Linked DNA regions of Homo sapiens: region 1 is linked to region 2. A link is an interaction called in ENCODE POLR2A ChIA-PET data of the cell type or tissue named here. Cell type or tissue: MCF 10A. All regions are shown on one strand. Each heading gives the region's core, and the rest is flanking DNA. Links, peaks and the distances in the headings are about the cores only.

Region 1 (15,386 bases), core at 3,103-11,102, 660 kb before region 2:
ATTGTTTGAAAATACTGTTAAAATGTCAAGTTTAAACATATAGATCATTACTCAGAAGGAAGGCAAACATGGAAACCACAGTGACATCATAAATATACTGCAATAAACACATTTATTTATACCAGGCAAGTTGTAGGTACTTTGTATAAATGTGTACAAATTGATATATGAAGTTAATTTCAATCTGTAAAAGTAATTGCATTGGTTTAACTTATTTAACTCTCCTTACAATAATATTTATTGCAGAAAAAGAAGGTAAAGAAATAAATGATGATAAATAGATAAAATACATAGGAAATGGGAATTGTTTTACAATTTAATTATACTGTCACATGAAATTATCACACAAATACACCAGTCCGACAGCAGAAATACATTAAAACCCTATTATCCAATGTAGGGAACAGTTTTTTTTGTTGGCCTTTATTTCATTTACACATTTAAGATAATTTTCTTTTTTTCTACCAGCATGAAATGTCTAAACAATGTCAAAAGCAAAAAGAGTAAGTCAGGAACAAAAATTACTTTCTGAAAACATGTTCTGCTTTGTGCAATGTTGTGAAGTCTGACATGCAATCTAAGAAAAGAGCAGCAACCCCCAGTCCCCCATGACGGGTGTATCGAAGAAATGTAAACTCAGGAACTCACAATAGACAGTGAAGTTAATTGGTTTGTTAGACTTCTGCAGAGCTCATAACATGTGCAAATAACTTTACAGCTGTACATCTGAAATGATAGAACATTTCATTTTGGGATAAATAAATATATACTGCAAAGATTCAATGGTTTTACAAAGCCAACTAACATTTATTTCCTAATATTTATGAGGCATATGCTAGGTGCTGTGGCTGTTACTCAGGCTCTGTCCTGAAGAGGCTGATTATCTAACAGGAGATGAGATATGTTTGTAAGAAATAAGGCATTTATATCAGGTGTAGCTGTTTATTTGTTGATATGTATATTGGGTTATTTTGCTCCAAGTTTTAAAATTATAGGTTGAGACCAGAGCACAGTGTCACAAACCTTCCAGTAAAATGTTTAAAACCTGGAATCAGTTTCTGCCTTTGTTATTTAATTATCCTAAAAGTGCTGTAACACACTGAAAAATATGTATACTAGTAACATATTTAGGTTATTAGAGCAAGGATAATTTCATTCATTCTATAATGGAAAATATAAAATTTAGTTTGAGAAAAATGAACATGATAATGAAAATAAACTAGTCAAAGGAAAAATTAATTGAAGGGATGTGTGAGAATTGAAAATAATCATAGGAGTGAAAAAAGGTTTAACACAATTAGTAATATGAAGTGATTAAAAATATATGCAATTTCTTTATGTGTCAAATATTTAACCATGGACAATAAACTAACTTTTTAGATGATTTTTAGTTTTTATGAAATAAAGCCATATTTCTTTCTCATTTTTCTCAATGTCTATTCAAAGTGAAGGCAAATGTCTGGATCTTTCACAGTGTGAAGGTTAAATAAGACGTTGTAAACACTCACAATGCCTGGAACATAACAAATTGGGTTTATTTTTCTGATTTGTCATAGAATGCCCAGTGGAGAAACATAAATGATGAATGAAAACCCAGAAGAAAGTTTTCATGGACTTAATTGACCAGACAAGGGCTCATCTGAAATTAATTATGTTGTTCTCTAAACTAAAAAAACTTTGATAATTTTCTTACCTCTGGTATTTGAAGCATCTTTTATAGTATCGGTTTTACAGAGTCATTTTATAGTATAGTCTGTATTCATTTTATGTGTTTATTTATGTATAGGTTCTGTTACTTGCATCTTTTTTTTTTTTTGAGACAGAGTCTCATTCTGTTGCCCAGGCTGGAGTGCAGTGGTGTGATCTCAGCTCACTGCAATCTCCACCTCCCAAGTTCAAGCAATTCTCTTGCCTCAACCTCCTGGGTAGCTGGGATTAGACGTGCATGCCACCACGCCCGGCTAGTTTATTTGTATTTTTAGTAGAGATGGGGTTTCACCATGTTGGCCAGGCTGTTCTTGAACTCCTGACCTCACCCGCCTTGGCTTCCCAAAGTGCTGGGATTACAGGCATGAGCCACTGCCCCTGGCTACTTGTATATCTTTCAATGGATAATTTTTTCTTTTACAGGCATGAGCCACTGCCCCTGGCTACTTGTATATCTTTCAGTGGGTAACTTTTTCTTAAGTAAAACAAGCAGTGAGAATGATGGAAATACAGTTACAATAACATTCACATTGTTTAAAAATTTAAAAATAATAAGAATAAAGTCAATTTTAGTATGTACTTCCATTTTATTGCTATTAAAAGATAATTTTTAAGAAGTCCAATTTAATGATAAAATAAATGTAAACATAATTCGTATCAGAGAGGGAGCTATATCTGATTTTTCTTAATAGCATGATATATGGTAACTAAAGTGTGTCTTAAATCTTAAGGGTTTTTTGGCTCATTTTGACTTCAGCTAGTGAATTCATTTATAGAAGAAAAAAGGAGACACTGAAATAGGTAAAATACAATAATGAAGGTAATTCAGACATGACAATGGAAAATGGAGATGCTTAAAAAGAAAATTTAGAGTATCAGATATTGATGAGAGTAGAATCATAAAATATTATTCCTAGAATGGTTTTCATATACCTATAAATTAAATAAATTGACTCACTTCTGAACGTTAGGGTCTTCAAAATGATATGTATATACTAAAAATATGATCCTTTTTATTGGCTATTGCTACAGAAAGGGTCATAAGTAATTCCAACCATTATTAGAATTTAGAAGACATCATTTATTATACTTCAGAATGGCCTGTTATATACAATCATTTTTAAAGAAAATATTGAATATGGGAGGTAGTTAACTTTCAACATATTGAAAATATTGTTAATTTAAAACTCAAATTTCTTTATTCTCAGAGGAGCAGTGCTTACCCATTAAAAAAATGTGTACCCCTACCTTGAATTTAAAAGTAAAACTCAAGAAAGGCAAGCAATATAGTAAATCAGAGGGTACAAGTTGCCATCATTCTAAAATAGAGCTCTTTTGCCTTTAATTTCTAATGTGCTCTCAGTATGAATGCTTTCACAAACACTTCTACTATTCTTACTGTTCCTTCCTGTTCCCCCATGTCACCTACTTCTCATTTGACATTCTTTCCTAAACTGTGCCATTTGGGTGTCTGGGGAAGTTTGTGTGCTTCTGTATGAAATTGCAAGAAAACAATGGGGGTAAATCCTCCTGTTTCCCTTAAGGTGAGTGATAGGTCTTACAACAGTTTACTCCCTCTGTTTATGCAGAGATAACATTCAAGTCAGGTCAAACATAAATAGGAAATCACCAGTTGTATCTGCATTTTGTATCAGAAGAAGGATGACCGTGGGAATGCTGCCACAGACCTTCTTAAGGCTTGACCTGTCACAGATACCCATGTTAACCTGTAGGCAAGAACCTCCCTAGGATGTGAAAAATAGGGATAAAATTGCCCAGAGTTCTGTGCTTGGAGTTCTAAACTTTTCAGGATTTAAGCAGCGGTTGCTACATGGCATCAAAGAGAGTGGAGGAGAAAAGGATGCTGTCAGTTGGTGCCAAAACCAAACTGGAAATCCTGGTGCATATTTGCATAAATATGCTGTCTGGGCTTGGAAGCCCTTCTTACCGCAGACCTCTTCATCACCCTGAACATCGCCTTTTGAAATATTTCTGGCCAGGTGCTGTGGCTCACACCTGTAATCCCAGCACTTTGGGAGGCTGAGGCAGGTGGATCACCTGAGGTCAGGAGTTTGAGACCAACCTGGCCAACCTGGTGAAACCCTGTCTCTACAAAAAATACAAAAATTAGCCAGGTATGGTGGTGGGCGCCTATAGTCCCAGCAACCCTGGAGGCTGAGGCAGGAGAATTACTTGAACCTGGGAGGTGGAGGTTGCAGTGAGCCGAGATCATGCCACTGCACTCCAACGTGGGTAACAGAGTGAGACTGTGGCGCAAAAAAAAAAAAAAAAAGAAATATTTCCTCCTCTTCTTTTCCTGTTTAAAACAACAATTGTTGTTGTTTTGTTAGATTTCTCTGTGTAAAAATAAATTATTTTATTTAATTCAATACATATATATTTCTTGCAGAGGTTGGTGTTTGGGAGGTAGAAGAAGGGAGGATATTACATAGTATGTTGTGACTCCAGCCTTGAAAAGCCCTAAAGATCTAGACAGAGGCCTGTTTCACTAGACAGATACTAAAACTACTATACAGTGCTTAATTTTTTTTATCTTTTTTTTTTTTTTGAGACGGAGTTTCGCTCTTGTTGCCCAGGCTGGAGTGCAATGGCACGACCTCGGCTCACTGCAACCTCCGCCTCCCGGGTTCAAGGGATTCTCTCCTGCCTCAACCTCCCGAGTAGCTGGGACTACAGCACCCGCCACCACACCTGGCTAATATTTGTTTTTTTAGTAGAGACGGTGTTTCACCTTGTTGGCCAGGCTAGTCTTAAACTCCTGACCTCAGGTGATCCACCTGCCTCAGCCTCCCAAAGTGCTGGGATTACAGGTGTGAGCCACCGTGCCCAGCCAGTTCTCTCTCTTTTTTTTTTTTTGTCTTAAGTCAGGTATAATTTCTGTCTATTAAATTCACCCTGTTTGGATATACAGTTCCATGAATGACAAATGTGTACAGTCTTGTAATCACCATTACAATGAAGATAGAGACTATTTCCATTATCCTGAGAATCCTTTTACCCGCCACCTACCCTCAGCCCCTGGCAACCATTGATCTACTCTTTGTTCTTACAGTTTTGCCATTTTGACAATATCATATAAATGGAACCACACAGCATGTAGTCTTTTTAGTTTGGCCTTTTTCACTTAGCATAATGCTTTTTGAGATTTATCCATGTTGTTGCATGTATCAGTAGTTGATTCTGTTTTATTGCTAGTATTCCATTGTATGGATGTATCATAATTTATCCATTAATTGAGGTATATTTGGGTTAAGTTTTTGATGATTATGAATAAAGCTGCTATAAACATTTAAGTACAAGGTTTTGTGTGTATCTATGTCTTTGTTTTTCTTGGGTAAATACCTAGGAGTGAAATTTCTGGATTGTATGGTAGATGTATATTTAACTCCATAAGAGACTGTCAAAGTCTTTTCCAAAGTGGCTATCCCATTTTTTATTCCCTCTGGAACGAGCGACATTTCCAGTTGCTCTGTTTCCTTGTCAGCACTTAATATTGTCAGCTTGTTTTACTTGAAGCAGTCTAACAGATATGCAATAAAGTAGGTTGTATTTTAATTATTTCACATCTATGACACTTGATTCCATGGGGAATTTAGTGAAATGTAAGTAATTCTGTCCACTAGGAGCTTGTTTTCTAGTTGAGAAGCGAATACAAATACACACAAAAGTCAAATGGAATATTTCGATAGTAGTCCAAGATGGTAGCAAGAAAGATAGCAGAAGAAAGTACACTGATTTTCATGGAATTATGTTAATCATTGTTCTGGCAATGATTAAACTAGTCATAGTTAATCATTGTCCCTGCATTTTTTCTTGTGAACATCAAGTCTAATGGACTCTTTCTTTATAATTTATTACTAGTTTTTTCTTCTTATATTCTGCTGTCAGTACCTCAGTTCAGGACTTTTTCTTCTCATCTTAAATTACTATAGCAATTTTTAACTGATTTTGTGTCTTTTAAATTCTTTCTACTGCAAGTAGTCCTAATTATAGCTGTTAAACAAATCTACTTAAAACAGTTTTCTGTTGCCACATAACAAATTAGCACAAGCTTAGTGGCCTAAAACAACACTCATTTATTTGTTCCCAGTTCTATAGGTCAGAAGTCTGGGCATAGTGTGGCTGCATTCTCGGCTAAGGGTCTCACAAAGCTAAAATCAAGATGTTCACTGGGCTGGGGTCCCATATGGGGCTTGGGACTCTTTTCCAAGTTTATGTGGTTGTGGCAGAATTTAATTCATTGGGGTTATAGGACCAAGGTTCCTGTTTCTTACTGGCCATCAACAAAGACACGCTCTTAGTTTCTTGAGGTCACCTTCATTCCTTGACACATGGTCTCTTTCATCTTCAAAGGCAGCAATGGGAAATCTCTCACAAAAAATTTTTCTAATGCTTCAAATCTCTCTCTTAATCTATTGAGGAGAGCCAAATCCCATTTAAGGGCTCACTGGACTAGGTCATGTCCACCCAGGATAATCTCTCTTTCTTAGAGTCAACTATTCCATAAACCATAACCTAATCATGGTTGTGATATACCATCATATTCACAGATTTCATCCACACTCAAGGATGAAGGAAATAATGTATACAGTAGTCCATTTCCAAGACAAAGTGCCTTAGATTGGCTTAGGTCAGCAAACTACAGAAGAAAAAGGATATTCTAGGCCCCTGCTTGGATAGCCAACACCTGCTTATCTGCCCCACCCCTCTTAGTTGCCCTCACCTGAACCAAATAAGTTTTTTTTCTTTCTTTTTTTGAGATGGAGTTTTGCTCTTGTTGCCCAGGCTGGAGTGCAATTGTGCAATCTCTGCTCACTGCAATCTCTGCCTCTCTGGTTCAAGCGATTCTCCTGCCTCAGCCTCCCAAGTAGCTGGTATTACAGGTGTGTGCCACCACACCTGGCTGATTTTTTGTATTTAGTAGAGACGGGGTTTCACCATGTTGGTCAGGCTGATCTCGAACTCCTGACCTCCAGTAATCCTCCTGCCTTAGCCTCCCAAAGTGCTGGGATTACAGGAAAGAGCCACTGTGTCCAGCCAAATTTCTCTTTCCATCATAGTTTTGTTTGGCTCTCTTTCTTATAATTTGTTTTCTTTTTTCTTTTTCTTTTTTTTTTTTGAGACAGAGTCTCACTCTGTTACCCAGGCTGGAGTGCAGTGGCACAATCTTAGCTCACTACCCTATCCATCTCTCAGATTCAAGCGATTCTTATGCCTCAGCCTCCCGAGTAGCTGGGACTACAGGCACATGCCACCATGCCCAGCTAATTTTTGTATTTTTAGCAACAGTGTCTCACTATGTTGGCCAGGCTGCTCTCGAACTTCTGACCTCAAGTGATCTTCCCGCCTTGGCCTCCCAAAGTACTGGGATTATAGGCATGGGCCACTATGCCCCGCCAGAATTCATTTTCTTCTTGTAGTTTAGAATTTAGGTTTTCAGACTCATTTAGAGTGGGAGGTTTTTATTTTCCTTTGCACTTTCCTCTTACTGTCTAGTGATTTTAAAATTGCCTGTACATGATCTCCTCCAGAGGCCTCAGGCTAGAACCCAGTCTGGTGTCAGTTGTTCCTAGATCCAGTCTTAGAGGATATTCATGATATTCAAGGTGATATTGGATCAAGTCCAGGTCAAGAGGAGATATACACATCCTCTTATCTCCCTTGATATTCATTTACTTGTAAATCATACCCCTGGACCAAAGCATCCTTGAGCTTGAACAGAGGAGTTCCATCCCTAGTCATGGTTTCAAACAGCTAGAAGGACTCTAGTCCCCTGCCTCTTCTTGGGCACTTTAGTCCCTGGTATCTCAGAGAAGCTGAACTCCTGACCTTCTCTATATGCTTCCAGATCTAGGGTGTATTCCACAGCTGCAGCCCCATCCATTGCAAGGTTCTGAGCAGATTGGCTTGATATGATGCACATTTAAAAATAATTATTCTGGTTACTGCACTGGAAATAATCTTTGGGGGATCAGCAGTGGAGTTGGGTGGGGTACAGGCAAGGGTGGAGGCAAAGAAGAGACTAGTGAGGAGGCTGTTGTAATGATCCCAGTCAGAGACGATGGTGGCCCAGATCAACACGAGGGAAAACAAAGAACTAAGGATGCTTTCTAGAGTCCCACTGTGAGCAGCTGGGTGGATGATAGTGCCATTCACTGAAATAGGAAAATAAGCTGAATATTTTCCCAAATGAGTGAAGTGGTTGCCCAAACCCAGGTGATTATGGGTTATTGCAGGCACCCTGAATCTGGTCTCTAATGTTAAGGTTAAAGGTCAGTTGGACCAAAGGATCAGAGCTCCCTAAAAGGATAGGTTCCTCTAAAACTGGAATGGAGGCCAGTGCAGTGGTGGCACTTGTAGTTCTAGCTACTCAGGAGGCTGAGGCAGGAGGATTGTTTGAGCCCAGGAGTCTAAGACCAGCCTGGGCAACATAGCGACACCCCTATCTTAAAACCAACCAACCAAACAACACCACCCAACCCTTTCCTCCAAAAAACAAGTGAACAAACAAAAACAAAAGAATAAAATCCTAAATTAAAAAAAAATAAATAAAATTGGAATGGGTCTTCCCGGGCTGGGGGTGTGATAAGGAAGCCCTTTGGTATTGACAGTCCATGACTTACTTAGACCCAGCTTAAGCCTCTGTTTCTGTATATTCATTGTCATCTACTTGCCTGAGTCAGCCTGTGTCCAGTCCTTCTGAGATGGGGCTATCTCCCTAGTGTGTGATACCTCTGTTACCTTGGCAGTTAGCCTTGGCATCCATACTGTCTATGAGAAATCAAAGGATAATTCAGATTCACAACCAAAGTGTCATTTAGGACATCTCTCTTCATAGAAAGTGAAATCAAATGTTGAGGCAATTATGAAAATTATTCAGGCAAAGACATTTCTTTCTCCCTTATATGGATGTTTCATGACAAATTTTTGGGCCTGTCATTAACTAGCTCATTACTTTAATTAACCACTTCATTATGAAAGTGTAGACACAGCTTTAAAATTATTTATACTGTTTCTTCCTGTGTGTAAATAATTGTGAAGTAAAAATATTAATTTATGAATGTAATTGTGTAGGTGATCAACCCAAATTTACTCAGAACTAGCAATTAGTGCATGCAAATCAGCTAAGACAAAAGCCTCTATGATCCTGTTCAGAATACAGGAAGAGTTAATTTGCAAAAATGCCTGCTCCCAGCCCATCTGATTCTCAAAAGTCACGTTCTTTCCTCTGAGAATCAGAAACTGACCATATTTGTTGTCAGCTGTTTGATCACTCTTAATGCCCTTGCAAACACAGGAAATAAAATGCTAACAAATCATCATCTATTACCTAATTATATTTATCTAGACAGATAAAGTTGGGGGGGAAAGAGTGGATTGTACTTTTTTAAGAAAGGCATTTCTCTTTTGGCAAACAAAGACGAAATGTATAGCTTAATTATTCCTCATAGGCCAGACAGAGCCTTTTCTGTTAATCATACCCAGGTCCTGAGATTTTTTTCTTTCCCAAAGAGGTGTAAATGTGTGTTGACTCCCAATTAAATCAGTACCCTCTCCAGTGGGAGTAGTGCTAATGGGATTTAAGTGTTTGTGAGGTTTCATGGGAGCCCACAGTAGAAAAAAATTCTGACGTAGATGGAATGTCACTCCTTCAGCAATACAAATATCAACTAATACTGAATAGTTCAGCTGCCTTGGACATCTTGAACTGTGGAAGCAACTAGAATTATTCATCTTCATTAAAAAATCATGCTGTCTGTGAATAGCAGCTGTTGAGTTGTCTGATCATTGGACAATACGTGGGCATTTATGTCTGTACTATCTATTTCAAAACATACTGTTCTGAAGTTTTATCAGATGCATTCACAGGTCTCTCTAAACAGAGTTACATCCCCTGGCTACTGTGATGATATATATTCTTAACTCTATGTGCCTTGGGGAAGGCACTCATGTGCAGGCTCCTGAAGGTGAGGGTTACCTTGAAAAGGCACAGCCTGGAGTGGTTATAGAGGATAAAGATAGGTGTGGAATCCACTTCTCATTTACTCACGAGTTCAGTGTTTTAATTTTTATTTCTCCACTTGGTGTAACACCTAAATATCTCTACCAAAGACAGAGATGCTAGTGTTTGGAGAAAAAGCAACAAGTAGACTTATATCACTACTCACAGTAGTGGCAGACTATTTATCAGAGGCTGATAAATAGTGCCATCCATATGCTAGGTATTTTACAACATTACTTCTTTTCTTTTCTTTTTTTTTTTGAGGCAGAATCTCCCTCTGTCACCCAGGCTGGAGTGCAGTCGTGTGATCTCAGCTTACGGCAGCCTCCACCTTCTGAGTTCAAGTGATTCTCCTGCCTCAGCCTCCCAAGTAGCTGGGACTACCGGCACACACCACCACGCCTGGCTGATTGTTGTATTTTCAGTACAGACAGGGTTTCACCATGTTGGTCAGGCTGGTCTCAAATGCCTGACCTTAAATGATCCGCCTGCCTCGGCCTCCCAAAGTGCTGGGATTACAGGCGTGAACCACTGAACCTGGCCAGTTCTTTATTGATTTTTAAATAAAAATATCAGTTAAATCTTGCTTTCTATACACACACACACATATATTTGAGACAGAGTTGCCAAGGCTGGACAGTGGTGTGATCATGGCTCTCTGCAGCCTGGATCACCTGGGCTTAAGCCATCCTCCTGTCTCAGCCTCCTGAGTAGCTGGGACTATAGGCACTGCCATACCAGGATAATTTTTTTATTTTTTTTCAGAGATGGGGTCTTGCTATGTTGCCCAGGGTGTTCTCAAACTCCTGAGCTCAAGCTATCCTCCTGCCTTGTGTTTGCTTTTGTTTTTACTTAAAGCAAACACATTACAACACATAAACAATTCCAGCCTGGGCCAGGAAATCTGCCTTTATATTTCACCTAGATCTTTCTTTCTTCCCCTTCCTTTCCCTTTCTTTCCTTCTTTTCTTTCTTTCCTTCTTTTCCTTCCTTCCTTCTTTCTTTCCTTCCTTCCCTTCCTTCCTTCCTTCCCTTCCTTCCTTCCTTCCTCCCTTCCCTTCCCCTTTCTTCCTTCCTTCTTTCCTCCCTTCCCTCCTTCCTTTTTCTTTTTCTTTTTTTGATGGAGTTTGGCTCTTGTTGTTCAGGCTGGAGTGCAATGGCGCAGTCTTGGCTTACCACAACCTCTGCCTCCCGGGTTCAAGTGATTCTCCTGCCTCAGCCTCCTGAGTAGCTGGGATTACGGGCATACGTCACTATGCCCAGTTAATTTTTTGTATTTTTAGTAGAGACGGGGTTTCTCCATGTTGGTCAGGCTGGTCTCGAACTCCCAGCCTCAGGCGATCTGCCCGCCTCAGCCTCCCAAAGCGTTGGGATTACAGGCGTGAGTCACCGCACCTGGCTCACCTAAATCTTTCATATTGTAACTATAGGGTGTTTGCTTTGTTAAAGGGTTAACCCTTCAACATACAGTTTCTCTGTAAAATAGCTCTTGAATCGATTTCCTTCCATTCTTACTGTCTGTGCCATAGGTTGGATTCTTGTCATGTCTTCCTGTGTCCCAAGCCTAGTCTCCTAACTGCCTTTCCTCTTCCATCTCTTCTCCCTTCCAATTCAGCTTCCATGGCTGCCATAGATAAGGAATAGAATGTCAGTATTTTTAAAGTACAGCAAAGTATTTGTTTATTGACGATCTCCCCTTGCCTTAGAATACAAGAAGGGACTTAGTTTTGTGCCCTGCTGTATCCCTAATGCCTAGAACAGTGCTTGGCACATAGTAGGTGCTCAGTAATGAATGGATACGTTTGTGTGGAGTGACTGCTCCCTTTCCATCATTGATCGAAATCTTACTTGTTTTTCAAGTCACAGCTAAACCTCCCTTAGTCATTTCACTCTGAGTTTTTTTTTTGAGACAGAGTTTCGCTCCTGTTGCCCAGGCTGGAGTACAATGGCGCGATCTCGGCTCACCGCAACCTCCCGCCTCTCGGGTTCAAGCGATTCTTGCACCTCAGCCTCCCAAGTAGCTGGGATACAGGCACACACCACCACACCCGGCTAATTTTGTATTTTTAATAGAGACGGGGTTTCTCCATGTTGGTCAGGCTGGTCTTGAACTCCTGACTTCAGGTGATTTGCCTGCCTTGGCCTCCCAAAGTGTTAGGATTACAGGCGTAAGCCACCACGCCTGGCTCTCTGAGCATTTTTATTCATCTCATAGCACTCATCAAATTCTGCTTTGTATTAAATTATTTCCCTACAAATTTATTACCCCACTAGATTGTAATTACCTCAATGCAGGCTCTATTCTGCCCACCTGTTTCCACTACAATGTATAACACCTTAATAGTCAATTAGCATCAAGGTTGCGAATAGTCTTCATTCTTCAGCAGGTGACTATGATTATCCTAAATGGTCAATTCCAGTAACCTCACTGATTTAAAATAGGGGCTTTTTCAATCAACATGCACACTGAGCATTCACGTCACAGTTAGAATCTATGGGGGACACATATAGGGTATGCTGTTGGTCCTTAAGTGGCTTACTGTTTAATTAGGAATGTAAGATGATTCTGGTTACCACAGCATCAGGACCACCTGGGTGCTTGTCAAAAATTTCTGTACTCTACCCAAGACCTCCTGAATCAGAGTTTCTAGGGAAGATTGCTGAGAATTTGCATAATTAGGAATCTCCCCAAATAACTTATTCTCAGTAAACTTTCAATTAAAGAAAGCCCCGGCCGGGCGTGGTGGCTCATGCCTGTAATCCCAGCACTTGGTGGGGCTGAGGTGGGTGGATCACTTGAGGTCAGGAGTTTGAGACCAGCCTGGCCAACATGGTGAAACCCTGTCTCTACTAAAAATACAAAAATTAACCGGGTGTGGTGGTGCACGCTTGTAATTCCAGCTACTCAGGAGGCTGAGGCAGGAGAATCGTTTGAACTCAGGAGGTGGAGGTTGCAGTGAGCCGCAACTGCACCACTGCACTCCAGCCTGGGCAAGAGAGCAAGACTCCATCTCAAAATAAAAATAAAAATAAGTATAAAAACAAATAAAGCCCCAGTCAGCTGCAGTCCTCCTTTCAACTCCAAGATGGCATATTTGATCTCTAACTATAGACCCAGCCAGCTCCCAGTTCCTAGAAATGATACTGAGTTCTTTTAGACCAACATGCAGTGGCTTAGTATCAAATCACTGGCACAATAATTCTGGTATCATTCATTCATTCATTCATCAAAATTAATGGAGAACTTGCTGGAATTTTTTTTTTTTTTGTATACCCTTGAGTCCTGGGTTTTATTTGTAGATTTCGACCTTGGTCCTGATTCTCAAATCCTCATCTGCCAATCTTCTTATTAGGGAAGTTTTCTTTTAGAGTAAAGTCTCATTTTACTCTTGGTTTTCCTCTCTGCAGAGACCAGAGCTCTTTCCTGAGCTTTAGGCTAGCTTCTGCAGCCTAGCTGTTTGTGGACGATGCTCCCAGAGGCTGAATGCTTACCCCTCTGGCTTCTGGCTTTCACCTGGCCCACTGAATGCCAGGTCTCATGCCTGCCCATCTGTCCTGGCTCATTTTAAGTAAATGGATACAACTTTTATATGGCTAGTAAGGTTCAAAAGATAAAATATATGAATAGGTAGCTTTTCCAATTATAAAGGGTTATACAAATGCTAATTACCATCATGAAACGATAGGGTCCTAGGCATAAATGTGGGATATCAGCCCAGAGGTGCTGGGATCCAGCTGTGTGTTCAGCGCATTGAAAACATAGGAGACCACTAACATCCTCCTTATAGTTTCAAAGTTAAATGGAAACAAGGCCTCATAAATGCACCATATTCAGAAGCACATGAATTGCAACAAACAGCCCTACTTAATGTTTACTTAAAGCTATGCAAAAAGCCTATTTCTCTCTCTCTCTAACTCTCTGTATAAAAGGAAAACTAAGGCTGGGCGCAGTGGCTCATGCCTGTAATGCCAGCACTTTGGGAGGCCAAGGTGGGCGGATCATGAGTTCAGGAGTTCAAGACCATCCTGGCCAACATGGTGAAACCCAGTATCTACTGAAAATACAAAAATTAGCTGGGCATTTTTTTTTTTTGGTGGTCCATGCCTGTAATACCAGCTACCCGGGAGGCTGAGGCAGGAGAATTGCTTGAACCGGGACCCAGGAGGCAGACGCTGCAGTGAACCAAGATAGTGCCACTGCACTCCAGCCTGGGCTACAGAGCAAGACTCTTTCTCAGAAAAAGAAAGAAAGAAAAAAAAAAACAAGACAAAGAAAAAGCAAGACTCTGATTAGAAAGCACAAACTAGAGTAGACACTGTTGGCTGCCTACCCCACAGCCAATCTATTGTCTCCTATTTCTTTCTTGCTGGAAGAGCTGATTTTCATGTGAGAGGCTGAAATGTCAGAAAGACACCTGCCAGCACTTGTCCTGGCAGCTAAGGCATTGGCCTGTGACCCAGTAAGTCTTTGCCAATGGACCTTAGGGGTAAGTCTGCTGCTGAGGTACTCTGAAAAGCTTTCCTCCTTAGTGAAAAGAGAAACATATAAGGAAACATTGTCCTTTCTGCCTTTGGGCGTGATTGTGTGATAACTTGATGTCTGGAGCTGTGGCAGCCACCTTGCTACAATGAGGGGACATGTCTGAGGATGATAGGCGACACACAGAAGATCACTGAACACTAAGACAGAAAGAGTCTTGGTAATTAAGGTCATTGTTGAGCTGCTGAATTAACCTTCCCTGTACTCTCCCTGTAGCTGCTACCTCTAAACCTTTTTTTTTTTTTTTTCAGATGGAGTTTCACTCTGTCACCCAGGCTGGAGTGCAGTGATGCGATCTCAGCTCACTGCAACCTCCACCTTCTGTGTTCAAGCGATTCTCCTGCCTCATCCTCTCAAGTAGCTGGGACTACAGGCATGCACCACCATTCCCGGCTAATTTTTTGTATTTTTAGTAGAGACGGGTTTTCACCGTGTTAGCCAGGATGGATGGTCTTGATCTCCTAACCTCGTGATCTGCCCGCCTCGGCCTCCCGAAGTGCTAGGATTACAGGCGTGAGCTGCCCACCCCCCCCAACCCCCTCGGCCCAACTCTAAACCTCTTTTTATGTGAGATAGTAAATATTCTTTTGTTTAAGTCATTTTCAGTTAGGCTTCTATATTTGAAGCTAAAATAACTCTACGTTTAAACAATTTTGCAATTCAACTGTCTTGATTTGTTATGGCCCTGGGTATTTGTAAGACCAGTGTTATTCACCTAGCATCTTTTTTCTGATTGAGACTTTGGCTTGAGGAGTAGCTATAGCGTCGCTGAGGTGTTACTGAGTTATGAACCTATATATATTGTAAAACGTGTTGTTATTTTTTTTGAGACAGAGTCTGTTGCCCAGGCTGGAGTACAGTGGGGTGAACTTGGTTCACTGCAACCTCTATCTCCCGGTTTCAAGCAATTCTTCTACCTCAGCCTCCCAAGTTGCTGGGATTACAGGTGGGTCCCACCATGCCTGGCTAATTTTTTATATTTTCAGTGGAGACGGAGTTTCACTATCTTGGCCAGGATTGTCTGGAACTCCTGACCTCAGGTGATCCTCCTGCCTCATCCTTCCAAAGTGCTGGGATTCAGGCGTGAGCCCCTGCGCCCAGCCATGAAACTTAATT
Region 2 (15,386 bases), core at 5,692-13,691:
ACCTAATGCCTGATGACCTGAGGTGCACGCGCGCGTGCACACACGCACACACACATGTGCAGTGACTCTTACAAGGATTTAAGAAGAAAATCTTAGATATCCAAGGGTCCCACAAGTCTTTTGCGCATGAGAGCCACAATTCATGAAAAGAAAAAGCAATGTCTGAGGAAACAAAAATTCAACAAGAAATGCCCTCCATCCCTGGAATTGCCTGTACCTTTTTGGTCCTTCTCTGGTAGGCGAAGGCAATATCCTGTCTCTGTGCATTGCTGCGGTTGGTCAAAATGTTGACAATGGTGACCTCATCCACACCTATGGAAATACAAGTTGTTAATCGTTACTCAGTATACTCTAGTATTTTGGGCTTACATAGAAGGTGTCAAGCAGACTTTTTCAAACTGAAATTTATATACTGTTTTCCAAACTGAAATACCCAGACACCAAGATTTGTTCTATCTCTTTCGTCAGCATCCTCTACCCAATGTGTACACTCTCTTTCCTTTTTTCTTGAGAGCCTCAAACCTCAAGCTTAAATGGACCTTTTAAATACTTGTGGTTTAAAAACTATTTTATTCATAAATTGGTTTCTGGAATCAACAGTAGGAGGTGCATATGTGGGGCTTTGGCAGTCAGATGGAACAACAGAGATTTAGTAGGATTTTAAATGAAGGTCCCCAAATTGCCATTTAACTCGGGATTTAATAGAGAGTAACTGCAAACTGAATTAATAGAGATAATTATTTATACTTATTGCAGGATTATGGCTATATAAGCAGCTAGGTATAATTTCTATAATTATAAAAACTGTCATGACAAATGAGTCAGATTTAACACGGCAGTTGTATTTTTAATAGCATAATTGATTAACACAATCACACTTATTGAAGACAAAATTGTTTTGTAAGGAAAATAAACGTTCCACTGCCTTTAATCTTCAATAGGCAATTTTAATAATTAATTTTATAACTTTATTAAAAAGAGTAAGTGTTTTAATCTAAATTAAATCTAAATTGGGAGTTTTGAGGTGCCACCAAAATATTTTAGTACCTATTTTAATTGGAACATGTGTATTTACAAAGATAAGCAATGCCTTCTGGTGTCTGCAAGTTTCCAATTTCATATCAGAAATACTCCTAACATGCCATTTAACTTAAGAAAGCACAGTTTGTAAATTCAGAATGTGAAAAGTCTCTCTCCTGACTGATTAATAACTTTGTTTAATGAAAGAAACAGTCTTTGCCATAACTGGATAGGTAACTCTTGGGTGAGAGAGTAGAGTTGCTAAACCTACAAAGTCACTTGCAAACTACAAATGGCTTGGCCTGAAGAAAATCAGAGGAGTCCTGAAGAAACAGAAAGGTCAAAACTGTAACGCTTGAGACAAAGACAAACAGCAGATTGACAGAGGAAGTATTTTGAATTCTCAAGTGTGTTAGATCAAAAAGTATAAAGTTAGAATTTCTGGGTATAAAAATAAATAACTTTTTAAAATGTATATGCTCATTTCAAAGCAAGTCCATACCAATATGCTTGCTATCTTAACTGTAGCATCTATAACTTTAGCTCTCATTTTTAGAGTAGCCAAGGTAAACATAGAAATCCAATTGCTGCTGAGTCTCCCTCTCCCTCTCCCTCTCCCCCTCCCCCTCCCCCTCCCTCTCCCTCCACGGTCTCCCTCTGATGCCGAGCCAAAGCTGGACGGTACTGCTGCCATCTCGGCTCACTGCAACCTCCCTGCCTGATTCTCCTGCCTCAGCCTGCCGAGTGCCTGCGATTGCAGGCGCGCGCCGCCACGCCTGACTGGTTTTCGTTTTTTTTTGGTGGAGACGGGGTTTCGCTGTGTTGGCCGGGCTGGTCTCCAGCTCCTAACCGCGAGTGATCCGCCAGCCTCGGCCTCCCGAGGTGCTGGGATTGCAGATGGAGTCTCGTTCACTCAGTGCTCAATGGTGCCCAGGCTGGAGTGCAGTGGCGTGATCTCGGCTCGCTACAACCACCTCCCAGCCGCCTGCCTTGGCCTCCCAAAGAGCCCAGATTGCAGCCTCTGCCCGGCCGCCACCCCGTCTGGGAAGTGAGGAGCGTCTCTGCCTGGCCGCCCATCGTCTGGGATATGAGGAGCCCCTCTGCCTGGCTGCCCAGTCTGGAAAGTGAGGAGCGCCTCTTCCCCGCCGCCATCCCATCTAGGAAGTGAGGAGCATCTCTGCGCGGCCGCCCATCGTCTGAGATGTGGGGAGCACCTCTGCCCCACCGCCCTGTCTGGGATGTGAGGAGCGCCTCTGCCCGGCCGCGACCCTGTCTGGGAGATGAGGAGCGTCTCTGCCCGGCCGCTCCGTCTGAGAAGTGAGGAAACCCTCTGCCTGGCAACCGCCCCGTCTGAGAAGTGAGGAGCCCCTCCGTCCGGCAACCACCCCGTCTGGGAAGTGAGGAGCGTCTCCGCCCGGCAGCCACCCCGTCCGGGAGGGAGGTGGGGGGGGTCAGCCCCCCGCCCGGCCAGCCGCCCCGTCCGGGAGGTGAGGGGCTCCTCTGCCCGGCCGCCCCTACTGGGAAGTGAGGAGCCCCTCTGCCCGGCCAGCCGCCCCGTCCGGGAGGGAGGCGGGGGGGGGGGGGGTCGGCCAGCCGCCCCGTCCGGGAGGGAGGTGGGGGGGTCAGCCCCCCGCCCGGCCGGCCGCCCCGTCCGGGAGGTGAGGGGCGCCTCTGCCCGGCCGCCCCTACTGGGAAGTGAGGACCCCTCTGCCCGGCCAGCCGCCCCGTCCGGGAGGGAGGTGGGGGGGTCAGCCCCCCGCCCGGCCAGCCGCCCAGTCCGGGAGGGAGGTGGGGGGTCAGCCCCCCGCCCGGCCAGCCGCCCCGTCCGGGAGGGGGGAGGGGGGATCAGCCCCCCGCCTGGCCAGCCGCCCCATCCGGGAGGGAGGTGGGGGGGTCAGCCCCCCGCCCGGCCAGCCGCCCCGTCCGGGAGGGGGGAGGGGGGGTCAGCCCCCCGTCCGGCCAGCCGCCCCGTCCGGGAGGGAGGTGGGGGGGGTCAGCCCCCCGCCCGGCCAGCCGCCCCGTCCGGGAGGGAGGTGGGGGGATCAGCCCCCCGCCCGGCCAGCCGCCCCGTCCGGGAGGTGAGGGGCGCCTCTGCCCGGCCGCCCCTACTGGAAAGTGAGGAGCCCCTCTGCCCGGCCAGCCGCCCGGTCCGGGAGGGAGGCGGGGGGGGGTCGGCCAGCCGCCCCGTCCGGGAGGGAGGTGGGGGGGGGGGTCAGCCCCCCTTCCGGCCGGCCGCCCCGTCCGGGAGGTGAGGGGCGCCTCTGCCCGGCCGCCCCTACTAGGAAGTGAGGACCCCTCTGCCCGGCCAGCCGCCCCGTCCGGGAGGGAGGTGGGGGGGACAGCCCCCCGCCCGGCCAGCCGCCCTATCCAGGAGGTGAGGGGCGCCTCTGCCCGGCCGCCCCTACTGGGAAGTGAGGAGCCGCTCTGCCTGGCCAGCCGCCCCGTCCGGGAGGGTGGTGGGGGGTCAGCCCCCGCCCGGCCAGCCGCCCCATCCGGGAGGTGAGGGGCGCTTCTGCCCGGCCGCCCCTACTGGGAAGTGAGGAGCCCCTCTGCCTGGCCACGACCCCGTCTGGGAGGTGTGCCCAGCGGCTCATTGGGGATGGGCCATGATGACAATGGCAGTTTTGTGGAATAGAAAGGCGGGAAGGGTGGGGAAAAAATTGAGAAATCGGATGGTTGCCGGGTCTGTGTGGATAGAAGTAGACATGGGAGACTTTTCATTTTGTTCTGTACTAAGAAAAATTCTTCTGCCTTGGGATCCTGTTGATCTGTGACCTTATCCCCAACCCTGTGCTCTCTGAAACATGTGCTGCGTCCACTCAGGGTTAAATGGATTAAGGGCGGTGCAAGATGTGCTTTGTTAAACAGATGCTTGAAGGCAGCATGCTCGTTAAGAGTCATCACCACTCCCTAATCTTAAGTACCCAGGGACACAAACACTGCGGGAGGCCGCAGGGTCCTCTGCCTAGGAAAACCAGAGACCTTTGTTCACTTGTTTATCTGCTGACCTTCCCTCCACTATTGTCCTATGACCCTGCCAAATCCCCCTCTGCGAGAAACACCCAAGAATGATCAATAAAAAAAAAAAATAAAATAAAATAAAATAAAATAAAAATAAATCCAATTGCTGGATATGAGATTCAGCTTCAAAGATGCTTATTTCAGCATTGTATACAATATTGAAAAGTAAAGTAGAAAAAACACCTGTGTCCAATAAGAGGCTGATTAAATGTTCTTTTTTCCATGTAATGGGATACTATGCAGTCATTTAAAATGATGGCATGGAAGTATTAATTAATGTTGGAAAATATCCACAATAAAGGTACTGTTAAGTAAAAAAAAAAAAAGGTTGCAAAGCAGTATGCTCTGTATACTCTCATTTTTGTAAAATGTGTATGCACGTATAAGAAAATACCTAGAAGTCTCTATATCAAAATTTTAATAGTGATCATGTGAGTGATGGGATTATGTATAATCTTTCTTTTGATTATCTGTACTTTCAAAGTTCACCATAATGACCATAAATGGGTTTTTTTTAATACCCGGTGAGTGGCAGGCAGTCATTGCTCCAGAATCGACTAGTGACTTCACTTCAAGAGAGTCCCTGTATAACTCTAAATACTTCAGTTAGAAAACACAGTATGCATGGTAATTAGGAATTACATCTATATAATTCTCTTCAGTTTCCAAACATCGTAAGACAAGCTATGTTATTTAATCCTCATAACAACCAAGAGGGGATAGCTATTTCTCTTTCTATTTCATAAGTGGAGGCTCTAAAGCTCAGAGGGACTGCAGCCCATCCCTGTATGTGTTATGTGTGTAAACATTTGTCCTACTGGGGTCTCAGCTTCTATATCTGCACAAGAAGGGGGCTTGAACAATGACCCCCCACTTCTGCTTCCACAAAACACTAATGGATATAATTAAGCTTTAACTTATATTTTGTTTCATTTAGGAACGGGCAGAAGAGATTGATTCAAAGACTCTAAAATACCCACAAAGTGGACGTGTGCCTGGGCTGCTGTGCATTCATGCCTACCCACACATGCGTGTTCGCTTGCTCGTTTGCTCCCTTGCTCTGTCTCTCAAAATTCTATGGCTCTAGGTTTCTATTAGGAAAACCACTTGTTTATTAACGTGTTTTGCCTTGTACTTAATTTTATTACCCACAACTGAAAATACTGAAGAACCATCACAAAATACAATTCTATCCTCTAACCTCAATTCTAATACTTCCAGAAGTCAACCTAGGGGCCGCTGGCCTGAAGGCATACCAAGAACAGTGACCCATAAAAAAGTATTCTCTCTTAAAAACAAATGCAAAGTCTGTGTTTGGGTCAGAATGTGGTTCTTGGCCCCACCTGCATTAAAATCACGTGAAGCACTTATTAAAAACACAGTCCCTTAGGCTGCACCTGAGAACTACTAAGGAAGGCTCTGTAGAACTTGGGACCGAGGAAGCAGCACTTCAACAAACTCCCTAGTAATTCCTTATTTGAGAATCACCAACAGAAATGGATAACCATGGTGGGAAATGGAAATGTCTCTAGAAATCTACCTATCTAAAAGACTTCTATGTCACTTCTACCAACTGCTTTTGTGAGGTACAGGATCGACTACAATTTTAGGAAAAGAAGTGCTTACTTTTGTCCAAACAACCCAGGTAAGAAGTAACATCTAAAGAGTTCACTCCACAAGCCGCAATGCAGTCCCACACTCTTAGCCAACGACACAGCTTTTTGCCCTTCTTTCCATAGCAGCTAAGTGTCCAGCCAGCACTGATAGAATTTAATCCAATTATCGGAGATCCCCATAAAGAGCCTGGGTGGTTAACGTGAATCTTACCTAGGAGGCAGCAACAACCATAGTCTAAAGGAATCAAAATGTATTTTACCTAAATTATTTACCAAGCAAACAGCCAGCTGAGATGCAGTATCTAACATGCTGGGACTTTACAAGTGAACAGCCGTAATGCATTGCACAAGTGCTAATGCCACTAACTACAAAGAAATGAAATGGAGGCTGTTTCTGCCAGCAGAAGATTCCCCTCCTACCGCCCTGCCCAAGAACCTCACCTGCATCAGCTATTTCTCCCATACCACTGTCTGCATGTTTCAAATTGAACTGGAAAGAGGAAAAAATCATGGAGCCAGGATCAACTGCCTAGTCAAAGCCACTTAAGTCATGTCCTATATTGTAATACCAAATACATGCATCTGCAAATGGGATTGAACCATCTTATCTTTAGAACACTGCTGCTTCCTCTTGCCCTGCTATTGTAATTGGTGAGGCCATTTATTCCTGTGAAAAATTGTTCAGTACAGGTTGAGGTTGCAAGGGTCATCCGGTTACTCACCATTTCTACCCAGGATGCAACTGAAGGACTCGGACGGAACCTCGAATACCTATGTCAGCACAATCATCATCAACAATGCACAACCAGTGCCAGGACACCAGAAAAGCTCTAAATTGAATATAGTGCCAGAGGCCCAGGAGATGGGGCTCTGCCTCCCTTGATTTATACTCTCTGACCTCTCGTGTTCCAGTGCTTAAGGAAGTGTTTGCTGGGCGGAAGGGCACAGGGTCTAAAGAAACTGTGTGGGTGGGGCGAGGGCATAAAGAAGAAACAGAAAACCTGAATATCACTTTCTTTTCCATCCTCTTCCTCGTGTGTCTGATATGAGTGATCACAAAGTCATCTAAGCAAAGGCTCTCCCCAAAGAAGAGTGATGTGGATAGGGTGACCCCACAGAATATGGGTGAGAACATGAATTCTGTGATCCAGGCAGATTTTTTACAATTTTTTTTCAAAACTAACAGAAGTTACAGTTTTCCAACATTGGTGAGGAACCAAGACACAAATGTATTTGGCTCCTGATAAGAAACAGCACAAGGAAATCTTTAAGCATTTACTCGTTGAACGAAAATAGCCAACTAATCTAATTAGCTAACTACAACAATATTTTCAACACCTGGATCGTGGGCACCCCCAGAGGTCAGTCACTGTTCCAAATGCCAGTCAGTCCGAAGCAATAGCTTTGCCAAGGGAATGCCACGGGGAGGTGTTGCTGACAGCAAGGTGCCAGTAGAAACCTGGGGGTCATGGGTCCCATAAATCATTCACCATATTTTTCAAGCACAGAGAATATTTGCAGTTTAAAATGATGGCTGGATCCAAAACCACAAAATCAGCCTCCTGGAGTTTCCTCCTCCTCTCTGCGGGTGGAAACCCCAAGTCAGCTCAAGCGCCTGGCATTCCATGGAAAATGTGTGTCTTTATTGTCCATGGCAAGGCACCAACAGCCGTTCTGAACAGGATGCTGACTCACATCTGCCGAGACACACTGACTGCACAAAGAAAATGGATTTCATTTGTGTTTGATGAAGGTCTCGGGAGAGTGGGGGTTGACTTGGAAAACAAAGGAAAACTGTCCAGATCCTCTCCTTACCTAGATTATGGGGAAGACCACGACTTGACTTGACTAAGATTACTGAGCATACCAGTATCAAAGCTGAGAAGAAATCATCTTTACTAAAAGAAGGTCAGAGGCATGCCACAAAGAGAGGACAATGCCACAGAGTTATGGGTGTGTACACGTGGACGTAGTTCATTTATTATAATAATAGTAACCTTTTGCCGGGCGCGGTGGCTCACGCCTATAATCCCAGCACTTTGGGAGGCCAAGGTGGGCGGACCACGAGGTCAGGAGTTTGAGATCAGCCTCACTAACACGGAGAAACCCCATCTCTACTAAAAATACAAAATTAGCCAGGCTTGGTGGCACATGCGTGTAATCCCAGCTACTCGGGAGGCTGAGGCTGGAGAATCACTTGAACCTGGGAGACAGAGGTTGAGGTGAGCCAAGATTGAGCCATTGCACTCCAGCCTGGGCAACAAGAGCGAAACTCTATCTCAAAATAATAATAATAATAATAGTAACCTTTTACTGAGTACCTACTATGTTACAGGCATTTTTATCAGATGCCCATATTCTATCACGTACTTCTCACCACACCCATCTGAGGTGGGTGCCATTGTCATCCCGGTTGTACTAATGAGGAAACCAATGCTCATAGAAGGCAGAGACTCACTCAAGGTCACACAAGCAAGACACTTGCAGGGCTGAGATTCAAACCGGGACTAAAGACCCTGGCTCACTGCACTAGGCAACTCTGCCTCCTGTGATAGAAAATTATGCAAAACTTGAAAATAAAGCAAGAGGAAGACAGCATATCCTCCAGGTATGTGCTGGAGCACTATCTCACAGGCCCAAAGACTCCTGCTCAAGGGGCCTGCTCTTACCTGACGTGCTACTTACTACTGATTTGGGCATACACTCTGTGGGGTTACATGTTAACTTGTAGATTTTGGTCCAGTAGAAAAGATAACCCCAAAGGTTGTGGCTTCACTACCCTATAGGACATTAATGGTCTTGTATTCAGCTCAACAATCTTTCCTTTTTTTTTTTTTTTTTTTTAAACAGGGTCTCACTCTGTTGACCAGGCTGGAGTACAGTGGTACAACCATGGCTCACTGTAGCCTCGACCTCCTGGGCCCAAATGATCCTCCTGCCTCAACCTCCTGAGTAGCTGGAAGCACAGGCACTCACCACCAACACCCAGCTAATTATTAAAAATATTTTTAGGGATGAGGTCTCCCTTTGTTGCCCAGGCCCTCCCAAAGTGCTGGGATTACAGACAAGAGCCACCACACCCAGCCTGGCCCAACAATCTCATTCCAACATTCTTTTCTCAACACTTACCAACATCCAGTATCTCAAATTCCCTCTGAACCAGCCTTACCTCAGTGCATTAAAAGTTTAGTATATGTTTATCCTATGAGTCAAGTTTGTACCTTTTTAAAATTATACTTTGATACTTTTTCATACCACACTCCACCATCTAGCTCCTACAAAGGATATGGTACAATAATGTGTCAACACGTGTAGAGAACTGGGCTGAAATTTTTACATACAAATGCACTTACATTTGGTAATCTGTAGATAATGATTTGCCACCTGGTAATAATGCATGGCCACTAAAGGGATAACCCAGTTGAGGTTTTCTTCAGCAGAAAGAGCTAGAAGACTCTCTTCTGAGGAGAGACATGAATAACTCAGCAAAGGGAGGAAGTCCTTCCAAACAAGCCTGTTAGGCCAGCCAGTCATCCATCTAGTGAGAGAGATTTTTAGGGAGAGAAAAGCTCCCCTCTAGCCATAGGACTACCCAAAAGCACCTTCAGCCAGGGTGCTGGCTGGCCCGGAACCCCTGCTGTAAAAGTTGCCCCTCTGGGTCATCCAGCACAAGCGAGCACTGTGTCTCCAGAGCGTCTCTCATCAAGACAGGACACCCAGCAGGCTGACAGATGCCAGGGGAGGCCTCTGGATAAGTAGCAGCCACAATATAGTGCTTTGGAAACTCCATGGGACTCAGACCTGTGAGATCCTGGGGCACATTAGTTCTCTTCCTAGGCCTAGGTATCTCACCCCTATAGAACAGAGATAATGATAATACTTATTTTACCAGGATGCAGAAAAGACTGGCTGAGTTAACGACTAGAAACACATCTACTGCCTTCATTCAGCTTCTCTGTCACAAGCCTGGCCCCTGCCTGCATTTGAATTTCTGCCTGTGAAATATGGGGCAAAGAAAGATAGAGAACATTTTTGCCATTGGCACACATGGATGAGTAGTCCAGTTACATGACAAACTCTGGCAGCTGCCAAGAGATGGGAGAGAAAGTAGGCATTGCACAGGGTGAAATGAGGCAGGGGAGTTGGGTGCCTCTCCCAAGCCTGGCACAGCTGGGGCACACAGTCTCAACTCGGGGAAAGTGTAGTTTAGCTAAGTGCCTAAGAAGTGGTTTTGGTCCAAAAATCAGATTTCTTCTATTTCCATTCTGCTTTGATCTCACTTCAGCTGAGTTCCTTAGAAAGGATTTAAGGTATCATCGACTTGGTAATCTCACCGGCTGCTTTAATAATCTAGAACCTTGTCTGCCTTCCATGCAGAATTATATTTCTGAAACAAGCTACAAGACCAGCAGGAAAACACAAAGTACACCACTGCTCAAGATTCAAATCAAATCGTCAGTGAAGGAACATGCATAAAATGCAAGCCCTGTATTGTGCTCTGCTACTCCGTCAGCCTCATGGGACAGAAAATTAAAAAATGTGAACAGATGCGAGAGAAACCAACGCAGCCACCCTTAACTCACTTGATATTGGAGAATTTTCTTGGCATTGCTGACACCAGATTAGAATCTGGTTACTGCCATTGTCCCTGGGTGAAACTGGTATTTGGATTTCCTCAGGGAAAAGAGCTAACTGTTTTTTAAAAAAAGAAAGAGCTGAAGAGAGGCAGGTGATGAAAGCTGATGCTTACAATTAGAAAGGCACCAAGGACTCCTTTTCCAGTGTTTGATAGCTACGTGGCTCAGGTCTGGCACCTACATAGATACATAGACAAATATCACTACAAAGAAAATCTGTGCTGGCAGAGTCACAGGGTGGCTGTGACTCAGCACTGGCCTCTTTGTTCCCAGCACTGCTGTAAGATGAGAAGTCAGTCTAAAGTAAACTTGAACACAGAGAGAAAGGCCTCAGCAACTGGGAAGGGTCCGTTCCCTCCCGTTCCCTTCCAGGAGGGTGAGAAGGCCCTGGGCTACGTGAGTCACAGAAGAGCTCACACTCAGACCTGCTCTTGTTGGTTTAGCTCCTCACTTGCAGCCCTCCGTTAGAGGAGAGAGGCTACTTTTCCCAGCCAGTCTGCCTCTTGGCGCCCTCAAGAGAATATATTTCTAATTGTTCTGCTCAGCCAAATGAATATACCTGGCGTGCAGGTGAAACCAAAAATATCCATCCTGGCTTGTTCTGCAGTGGCATGGGATGTTAGTCTTTTGGCCACAGAAATCTTAAGCAGTTCTATTTTAAAAGTATAAGAAAAAAATAAGTGCAAAACTTCGTGCAGTTATGCTTCTATACTTGCGCTTCTGAGAAAGGGGGGAGAAAAATCACCCACTTTTGCATCCCTTCCGGAGAACACAAATACTGCTAAAATCAAAACTGGCAATAATAATAGGGTAATTCATTACCCTCCCCTTCCAGAGAGAGACCAAAGCTGTACCAGTTTATTGGCACTTACACTAACTCTGGGGTTGTGCTGCTGCTAATTACAGTCTATTTTCTGGAGTCTCGATTCATCCTTTTCTAATTTAGCTGACTCTCCTTTCTAGTTATTTGGACCCATATGGTAAACCATTCACAGCTGTGTTGTACACGCCATCGTATATATTTAACCCAAGGCCAATCTAAACCAAGAGACTCCTACAGATTAAGTCTCAGCAACCTCTTGTTAATTAAGCAGTATTACTACTTTTGCATGACTGTACTCAGTTTCTAACCAGACATAAATTAAGGTAAGTCGTTGCATAGTCTACCTCAGGACGGAGCATACATAAAACAATCCTGCATTTGGTTTAGGCAGCACAGGCAAAAAATACTGAGATCCCTTCAAACTAGAAACAAAGCAGACTTATTTTGATTTTAGCAGTATTGTGCTTCTCCCCCCTTCTCATAAGCACAATAAACGAGTATGTAGAGTATGATGAGAACACAGACCAAGAAATAGCTGGTTCTGCCTTCTCAGAGAAAGCTTGTTGATGCTGTGCACTGGCCCAGGCTGAGAGGTAAATGGGAACTGCGCAGATGTTTGAGGTGGGGAGGAAGGAGGCTACACGCTCCTCAAAGAACAAAGGCAGAGGCATGCTCTGTAGAGGGCCGTGAACAGAGCCAGAGACGAGGCTAGAAAGATACTCTGTAAAGGCTGAAGCAGGGAGGTCCCTTAGAAGACAGATGCCATAGGCCAGGCGCAGTGGCTCACACCCGTAATCCCAGCACTTTGGGAGGCTGAGGCAGGCGGATCACCTGAGGTCAGGAGCTCAAGACCAGCCTGACCAACATGGAGAAACACCATCTCTACTAAAAATGCAAAAAAAAATTAGCCGGGCATGGTGGCACATGCCTGTAATCCCAGCTACTCGGGAGGCTGAGGTAGGAGAATCGCTTGAACCCGGGAGGCGAGGTTGCAGTGAGCCGACATTGTGCATTGCACTCCAGCCTGGGCAACAAGAGCAAAACTCTGTCTCAAAAAAAAAAAAAGAAGACGACGACGACAGATGCCATAACAGCTCACAGGAGAGGGGTGACAAGAGTTAGGGGAAGGGGTGAATAAGAGCTGCCTCCCAAGCACTGGAAAGTGAGCCAGGACAGGTATTTTTGGTTTTGTCTGCACACCTGGAGGTATATTCATTCAGTTGAGCACAGCAATTAGGAATATATTCTCTCGAGGGTGCCAGGAGGCAGACTGGCTGGGAAAAGTAGCCTCTCTCCTCTAACAGAGGGCTGCAAGTGAGGAGCTTTAGCTCACACCAAGAAGAGCAGGTGTGACTGACAGTTCGTCTGTGAGAACAGCCTTCGTGACTCCTGCAGCCATGCCCTGGCCATGGCAAGCAGTGCCCCCAAACAGGTCTCTGACCAGCTCTACCCTCCTCGCCATCATCCCACTCCAGGCCTGCTCCTGTGCACCATCCGTGTACTCGACAGCAGCTGATTAAGCCTCCTCCAAGGTGGCCTGCTCCCAGCTCTTCTTCCTGAGAGCACACAGACCACAGGGAAATCAATGGAACATTACATGGAGTGGGTAGCGTCCCGGCACACTCACACACACGTGTGTACACACGGCTACCCCCGTCTAGGAGAGAAAGAGGGCCAGTCATCGTCACATGGTCCTCTGGCTTTTGTTTCTATCAATACTTGAGGTTTATACCGTGTCCTTTGATGTCAAGGAAACACCAACTACTTAGTATTGTCTCTTCCCGATGAAGGGTTAGAGGTGGGAGTGGGGCCAAGGTGTGGTGTAAGCTTCTTAATTACACTTAAGGCAAAAGGCATTCTAAAAAAAGAAGGTAAGATCTTAATTAGCTCATTTTTAAGTGGTTTTAGTTATCCAGTATCTAATAATATCAAGGAGAAGGAGGAAGGAACAAAAGGGTTGTTATCCTTTCCAACTAATGACTTCATTTTTGTTTTTAATTAAGTTTACTGCCTTCCACTATGAAAGTAATACAAGTCATCATAGAAAATTTGCAAAATACAGAAATACAGAATATACTGAAAGCCCAAGAAAGGAAAAGGAGCAATTGCCCACAATTCCATATACAGGCATACCTCGGAGATACTACTGGTTCGGTTCCAGACCATCACAATAAAGCAAATATAGCAATAATGCAAGTCACACAATTTGGTTTCCCAATGCATATAAAAGTGTGATTATATTATATTAAGTGTGTAATAGCATTATGTCTAAAAAACACATAACTAAATTTAAAAAATACTTTTATTTCTAAAAAATGCTGGCACAGAGACAAAGTGAATAGCATTGCCACAAATCTTCAATTTGTAAAAACCATAATATCTACACAGTGCAGTAAAGGAAGGACCATGAAGTGACGTACGTCTGTTTCCATTGCTAATGCCTTTTATTTTTTCTTTTTTGATTAAAAGAAATCATAGGCCAGGCCTATGATTTCACACCTGTAATCCCAGCACTTTCGGAGGCCAAGACAGGTGGATCACATGAGGTCAGGAGTGCGAGACGAGCCTGGCCAACATGGTTAAACCCTGTCTCTACTAAAAATACAAAAATTAGCCAGGTGTGGTGGTGCATGCCTGTGGTCCCAGCTACTCAAGAGGCTGAAACAGGAGAATTGCTTGAACCCAGGAGGGTTCTGCCAGGAGGCAGAGGTTGCAGTGAGTCAAGATCATGCCACTGCACCCCAGCCTGGGCAACAGAGTGAGACTCCGCCTCAAAAAGAAAAAAAAAATGGTTGTGGTTGTGATCACATAGCATATACCATCCCATTTCTATTTCTTGATGCAACTGACACATTTAAGGTGAATGGATGTTAAAATGAGTGTTAGGGAAGTTACTGTGGTGATGACTGCACAACTCTGCAAATACACTACTAAACACACTGAAATGTACACTTTATATAGGCAAATCGTATGGCAGATTAACTGTATCTCAATAAAGATGTTGAAAATTATTGACAAACTTTATTTTTCCTATCTACATTCTGCAGACATTCTATGTAATACAGAGAGTTACACATTATCTATGTAATATAGTTTTACTTATTTACTTAATGATTATAAGGAAGTATACCTCAAGACATACTTCCCAACTAAAAGATTTATCTGGTCTTTCACTACCATAACCAATGCTAATATTAGCACTGAGCTCTTACGAATATCATATTCTTTCTTCGCAATAGTTCCTAAAAGGATTTAGGGTTTTAATAATGCCAACAATCTAGAAATTATTTTAAAGGACCAATGGACTTGCAAAACCTACTTACTCTCTAAAATCACTAAGCATCAAAAATAAGTAGGCTGGGTGCGGTGTCTCATACCTGTAATCCCAGCACTTTGGGAGGCTGAGGTCAGCGGATCACTTGAGGCCAGGAGTTCGAGAGCAGCCTGGCCAAGATGGCAAAACCCCGTCTCTACTAAAAATACAAAAATTAGCCAGGCATGGTGGCACACGCCTATAGTCCCAACTACTTGGGAGGCTGAGGCATGAGAATAGCTTGAACCCAGGAAGCAGAGGTTGCAGTGAGCCGAGATTGTGCCACTGCACTCCAGCCTGGTGACACAGCAAGACTCTGTCTTACAATATATATATAAATAAGTAAATAAATAAATAGGCCAGGCGCGGTGGCTCACGGCTATAATCCCAGCACTTTGGGAGGCCAAAGCGGGTGGATCACGAGGTCAGGAGTTCAAGACCAGCCTGCCCAAGATGGTGAAACCCCGTCTCTACTAAAAATACAAAAATTAACCAGGTGTGGTGGCGCACACCTGTAATCCCAGCTACTCGGGAGGCTGAGGCAGAGAACTGCTTGAACCCAGGAGGCAGAGGTTGCAGTGAGCCAAGATCACACCACTGCACTCCAGCCTGGGTGACACAGCGAAACTCCATCTCAAAAAAATAAATGAATAAAAATAAAATAAATAAAAAGTGGACCTAAGTGAAACTCACTGAACATTAAGTCTGGGGGAAAAAAAAGGAGATGGAGAATCTAAAGCTAGACCACAAATATGAGACTTAACAGAAGTCAGTAAGACCACAGATGAACAATGTTTTTCATATCTGAAAATAATTCAAGGCAATGAAAAAAATCCAAGGCAATGAAAAAAATCCATTCCTCACAGGTGAGTGCTACAACATTATGGTGCCTAAGAACACAGGCCTAGGGGTGGACAGAGGTGTGTTCAAATCCCAGTTTGATCCAAGGCCAAAAG

What was found. Peaks named below come from ENCODE experiments on the same cell type or tissue, not always from the same donor. Only the 100,000 strongest peaks of a DNase experiment are listed, where the experiment ranks them.
Region 1: POLR2A ChIA-PET joins it to region 2 with 5 read pairs; 2 of 35 experiments call an interaction of 5 or more read pairs at or near these places.

Annotation. Positions count from the first base shown.
Region 1 is chr15:59,702,600-59,717,985 of GRCh38, forward strand. No RefSeq gene overlaps it. Among named protein-coding and RNA genes, the nearest start is that of BNIP2, 21 kb to the left of the region's middle. In MCF 10A, for the core only: no CTCF peak of the experiment used is centred there; no DNase peak of the experiment used is centred there.
Region 2 is chr15:60,364,212-60,379,597 of GRCh38, forward strand. ANXA2 (annexin A2) reads right to left here. Exons shown (of 13, transcript NM_004039.3): 4 at 218-312. Among named protein-coding and RNA genes, the nearest start is that of ANXA2, 26 kb to the right of the region's middle. RefSeq lists enhancers at 2,991-3,639, 3,640-4,287, 6,861-8,060. In MCF 10A, for the core only: no CTCF peak of the experiment used is centred there; DNase peaks (open chromatin) are centred at 6,460, 7,320, 9,729 and 10,650.